Linked DNA regions of Homo sapiens: region 1 is linked to region 2. A link is an interaction called in ENCODE POLR2A ChIA-PET data of the cell type or tissue named here. Cell type or tissue: PC-9. All regions are shown on one strand. Each heading gives the region's core, and the rest is flanking DNA. Links, peaks and the distances in the headings are about the cores only.

The links. Peaks named below come from ENCODE experiments on the same cell type or tissue, not always from the same donor. Only the 100,000 strongest peaks of a DNase experiment are listed, where the experiment ranks them.
Region 1: POLR2A ChIA-PET joins it to region 2 with 25 read pairs; 5 of 35 experiments call an interaction of 5 or more read pairs at or near these places.

Annotation. Positions count from the first base shown.
Region 1 is chr22:36,051,661-36,054,568 of GRCh38, reverse strand. No RefSeq gene overlaps it. Among named protein-coding and RNA genes, the nearest start is that of RBFOX2, 24 kb to the right of the region's middle. RefSeq lists an enhancer at 1,344-2,543. In PC-9, for the core only: a CTCF peak has its summit at 2,094; a DNase peak (open chromatin) is centred at 1,768; H3K4me3 peaks cover 1,347 bases; H3K27ac peaks cover 2,500 bases.
Region 2 is chr22:35,365,779-35,368,686 of GRCh38, reverse strand. No RefSeq gene overlaps it. Among named protein-coding and RNA genes, the nearest start is that of HMOX1, 14 kb to the left of the region's middle. In PC-9, for the core only: no CTCF peak of the experiment used is centred there; no DNase peak of the experiment used is centred there; H3K27ac peaks cover 536 bases.

The DNA of each region.
Region 1 (2,908 bases), core at 209-2,708, 690 kb before region 2:
ATTCCATCACTTTGGGAGGCTGAGGCAGGCAGATCAGCAGATAGAGACCATCCTGGCTAACATGGTGAAACCGCGTCTCTACTAAAAATACAAAAAAACTAGCCAGGCATGGTGGCGGGCGCCTGTAGTCCCAGCTACTAGGGAGGCTGAGGCAGGAGAATGGCGTGAACCTGGGAGGTGGAGCTTGCAGTGAGCTGAGATCACGCCACTGCACTCCAGCCTGGGTGACAGAGCGAGACTCCGTGTCAAAAAACAAACAAACAAAAACCAAAAACAAACAAAACAGAAAAAAAAAAAGCCCTGTCTCTAAAAAAATAATAATAATTTTAAGTTAGCCAAGCATGGTGGCATGTACCTGCAGTCCTGGCTACTTGGGAAACTGAGATAGGAGGATCGCTTGAGCCCGGGAGTTCGGGGCTGCAGGGAGATGATCTCACCACTGCACTCCAGCCTGGGTGACAGAGCAAAAAAACAAAAGAAAGAAGAGAAATTAGAGCAACAAAGACAAAGAGACTGAAAATAGGAAAGAAGGCAGGTGCGGTGGCTCACACCTATAATCCCAACACCTTGGGAGGCCAAGGTGGGAGGATGACTTGAGTGGAGGAGTTCAAGACTAGCCTGGGCAACATAGTGAGATCCTGTCTCTGAAAAGAAAAGAAAATAAATGAAAATAAAAGGTGGAGGGGAGGGAAGGGCAGGGAAGGGCAGGTCAAGGAAGGGAAGGAAAGGGAAGGGAAGGGAGAAGGGAAGGGAGGAGGGAAGGGGGAAGGGAGAAGGGAAGGGAGGAGGGAAGGGGGAAGGGAGAAGGGAAGGGAGAAGGGAAAGGAGAAGGGAAGGGAGAAGGGAAGGGAGAAGGGACAGGAAGGGAAAAGGGAGAAGGGAAGGCAGAAGGGATGGGAAGGGAAAGGAAGGGAGAAGGGAAGGGAGAAAGGAAGGGAGAAGGGATGGGAAGGGAGAAGGGAGAAGGGAAGGGAGAAGGGATGGGAAGGGAGAAGGGAGAAGAGATGGGAAGGGAAGGGAGAAGGGATGGGAAGGGAGAAGCAGGGAAGGGAAGGGGGAAGGGAGAAGGGAAGGGAAGGGAAGGCAAGGGGGAAGGGAAGGGAGAAGGGAAGGGAAGGGAAGGGAAGAGAAGAGAAGAGAAGGGAAGGGAAGAGAAAGGAAGGGAATCCAGTCTGGGAGATCCAACATCAGAATAACAGGGGTTCTAGAAGAGAACAGAGAGAATGGGGAGGAAATCATTAATGATCAACTCAAGAAATTTTGCAGAATGCATATTTCTACACTGAAGAACCCTCACAAGTGCTGAGCAAGATGGATGAAAATAGACCCAAGTTAAGGTACGTTGCTGTGAAATTTCAGAATCCTGAGAGGAAAAAGGAAGATTCTATAAGCTTCCAGAGAGGGAAACACAGAATCAGAATAGCTTCAGTATTCCCATAGCAACACTGAGGGCTAGACGATGACCCAATGCTGTCAAAGGTTGGAATGAAAACGATCTGTAATCTGTAATGTAAAATTCTATTATCAGTGCAGGTATTAACCAGGTATGAATATTTGAAATGTTTAGACATAAAAATTTCCAAACATCTAAGATCTCAAAATACTTTCCCACGCAGGCTTTCTTGGCAAGCTACAGGAGGAGAAGCTCCATTGAAACAAAGAGTACAGATTAGGGAATGAGAAGATGTGGGTTCAGTAAGCCAGAGGTCTACTACATGAGAGAGTGACAGTCATACCCCAGACAGTGTGGAGGGAGGGCAACCAGTCCAACCAGTCCCCAGGAAGTCCTGTGACTCAGCAGATAGGCAGACATGTTTGGGTGTTACCACCAAGATCCTAGCTTGAGTTCAAGGAAGAAAATGCTGAGAGACGTGGAGTTTTAACTGTTGTCTAGGGCTGACTTGCCTTGACCAGGTGCTAGAAGAGTTTCTATTCTCCCTGCAGGCGTTTCAGCTTGGTGTTAGTGTTCAGCTTTGGCCCGCTCCAGAGACCTGAAGATAGACCAATGAGCGGAGAAGCGAAACAAACAAACAAACCAAAAAATGGAGCAGGCTCCTCTCCTTGAATGTTTTTCTGCCAGACTGCAGTTCACAGCTCACCCTACAGCTCTTTCAGAGGCCCCCATATCCACGGACTTCCCTGGAAGCCCCTCTTGCAGACAGCTGGAGCCAGACCGTGGATCCACACTTTCGGCCCATTTTCTCCTAGGAAACCTTACCTAGTAGTAGCAATATTGCCTTTTACTTACCATGTTTTGAGCTTGCTTCTTCGTTTTCCAAAACCAAACAAGATATGGATACACATAGATAGTAAAACTGCACAGGAGTGCAAGGGAATGTTTAACTAAAAAATCAGAATAGAGCCCTGGTTCAGTGACTCACACCTGTAATCCCAGCACTCTGGGAGGCTGAGACTGGAGGATCACTTGAGGCCAGGAGTTCAAGACCAGCCTGGGCAATATAGTGAGACCCTTTCTCTACAAAAATATAAATAAATTTTTTCTTTTTTTTTTTGAGACAGTCTTGCTCTGTCACCCAGGCTGGAGTGCAGTGGCATGATCTTGGCTCACTGCAACCTCTGCCTCACAGGTTCATGCAACTCTCCTGCCTCAGCCTCCCAAGTAGCTGGGACTACAGGCACCCACCACCACACCTGGATAATTTTTGTATTTTTTGTTTGTTTGTTTGTTTGTTTGAAACGGAGTTTCGCTCTTGTTGCCCAGGCTGGAGTGCAACGGCACGATCTCGGCTCACTGCAATCTCCGCCTCCCGGATTTACACGATTCTCGTGCCTCAGCCTCCCGAGTAGCTGGGATTATAGGCACCCACCATCATGCCCACTAATTTTTGTATGTTTAATAGAGACGAGGTTTCACAATGTTGGCCAGGCTGGTCTTCTACTCCTGACC
Region 2 (2,908 bases), core at 226-2,725:
GGTTGGGAGTGACCACAATGCAGGAGGTCAGGGACCCACCTGCCAAGGAAGGCAGGAAGGACCCTGGGCTCCAGGAAGAAGCCTGTTCCTTGGAGACCAGGGCAGGGAGAAGCCTCCTTGCAGGAGAGCTGGCAGGACGGGGCCCCTGGGCAGCTGGGCGTGGTCGGGGGAGTTGGCTAGGAATGGATGAGGAGAAGGTTGAGGGCAGGTTCTCCCTTTCTCTCCCTCCCAGCCGATGCCTGTAGCAGGGTCCTTCTGCCCAGAGCTCAGCCTCAGACCTGTGCAGGAAAGAGAAATGGAATTGGCTGGGAAAGCCCTCTCTGTGCCCCTGTGGAATATGGGGGAGGGATGAAGCTCAAGGTGGCTTTAGAGGCTGTTATGGGAATAACTGAATCCCCTCAAATTCATATGTTGAAACCCTAACCTGGAGTAACTCAGACTATTTGGAGATTGTATTAGGGCATTTATTTATTAATTTTATTCTTTTTTGAGATGGAGTCTCGCTCTGTCACCCAGGCTGGAGTGCAGTGGTGTGATCTCGGCTCACTGCAACCGCCGCCGAGTATCAAGTGATTCTCCTGCCTCAACCTCCCGAGTAGCTGGGATTACGGGCGCCCGCCACCATGCCTCGCTGATTTTTGTATTTTTAGGAAAGACTGGGTTTCACCATGTTGGCCAGGCTGGTCTCAAACTCCTGACCTCAGGTGATCTACCCACCTCGACCTCCCAAAGTGTTGGGATTACAGGCATGAACCACCACACCCCGCCCGTATTAGGGCCTTTAAAGAGATAATTAAATTAAAATGGGGCTGTTAGGGTGAACCCTAATCCAATATGACTGGTGTTCTTATAAGAAAAGATTAGGACACAGACAGGTACAGAAGGGAGGCCTTGTGAGGTCACAGGGAGAAGGTGGCCATCTGCAGGCTGGGGAGGGAGGCTTCTAAAGAAACCAACTGCTTGGCAAGGTGTTAGAGTGCTGGCAGCAGAGAATGGTTGGCTCATGGGTAGTAAGGGGAATTTACCAACAACAGTATAGGTTTGAAAAGGGAAGTTGTATTAGACAGAAAGAACGCTGCAGCAGAGTTCAGCGGGGCGCTTCAGCGAGAGGACTGGGCGTGCCAGGGTAGATTTTCCTTAGAGCCATTTATGGACCTTAAAGCGGGAACTTAAGGGTAATTTGGACCATGTTAGCCGCGTAGGTCACGGTACATGATTACATTTGTAAACATTTCAGTGCCTTGATGTCAGCAAGGGTTGCATGATGAGTTTCTATATGCATGCATTCCAGAGATGTAGAGAAATTCTAATTACTTATACATTTTTAAGAAAGAAGCCTGGCACCAGATGGCTGGCTTCAGATAACAGGAAAGTCTAATTACTTCTCCATTCCTCAGATAAGGAGTTCTGCCTCTGGATGGTTTGTTTGATGGCCACCAGGTGATCTTTGCTCTCATTACCAACCCTGCTAACACCTTGATCTCGGACTTCCAGTCTCCAAAAGTGTGAGAAATAAATTTCCATTATCCAAGCCCCTAGTCTGTGGTACTGTGTTACGGCGGCCCAAGCCAACTAGCACAGGGTCCCAGACTCTAAGACTGGGATTGGCTTTGAATAGAGGGGCTCATTCCAACTCTTCTTTCCTCTCTTCTCTCTTTCTCCCTTTTTATTTTGAAAAAATTTCAGACATACCAATGAGCTGAAAAGAATAGCACCATGAGGCCGGGCGCGGTGGCTCACGCCTGTAATCCCAGCACTTTGGGAGGCCGAGGCGGGCGGATCACGAGGTCAGGAGATGGAGACCATCCTGGCTAACACGGTGAAACCCCGTCTCTACTAAAAATACAAAAAATTAGCCAGGTGTGGTGGTGGGCACCTGTAGCCCCAGCTACTCAGGAGGCTGAGGCAGGAGAATGGCGTGAACCCGGGAGGCAGAGCTTGCAGTGAGCCAAGATTGCGCCACTGCACTCCAGCCTGGGTGACAGAGCGAGACTCTGGCTCAAAAAAAAAAAAAAAAAAAAAAAAAAAATTTAGCCGGGCGTGTTGGCGGGCGCCTGTAGTCCCAGCTACTCAGGAGGCTGAGGCAGGAGAATGGCATGAACCCAGGAGGCGGAGCTTGCAGTGAGCAGAGATCACGCCACTGCACTCCAGCCTGGACGACAGAGCAAGACTCCGTCTCAAAAAAAAAAAAAAAAAAAAAGAATAGAACCATGAACACACCAGTACACCCTCCACCCACATTGCCCATGGTCAGCAGTTTGCTATTTGGTTTTTCTCTTTCTCTCTTTTTTTTTCTTTTTTGTAGCATGTGTTAGAATTTCCTTAATTTGTAAGGCTGAATAATGTTTCCATGTGTGTATGTGTGTGTGTATTCATTTGTATACACACAACACATTTTGTTTATCCTTTCATCCATCAATGGACACGGGTTGCTTTTACCTTTTGGTCATTGTAAATAACGTTGCTATGCATATGGGTTCACAAATATCTGTTCATGTTCCTGTTTTCGATTCTTTTGGATGTATACCCAGAAGTGAAATTGCTTTTTTTTTTTTTGAGACAGGGTCTCACTCTGTCACCCAGGCTGGAGTGCAGTGGCACGATCTCGGCTCACTGCAATCTCCGCCTCCTGGGTTCAAGTGATTCTCCCTCCTCAACCTCCCACATAGCTGAGATTACAGGTGCCCGCCATCACACCCAGCTAATTTCGGAATTTTTAGTAGAGACAAGGTTTCACCATGTTGGCCAGGCTGGTCTCAAACCCCTGGCCTCGAGTGATCCACCCACCTTAGCCTCCCAGAGTCCTGGGATGACAGGCATGAGCCACCACGCCCAGCCTCTCACTTTCACGTTTATGTATTAATTTTTTCAGAGCCATTTGAGAGTAGGTTGTGGACATCATGACACT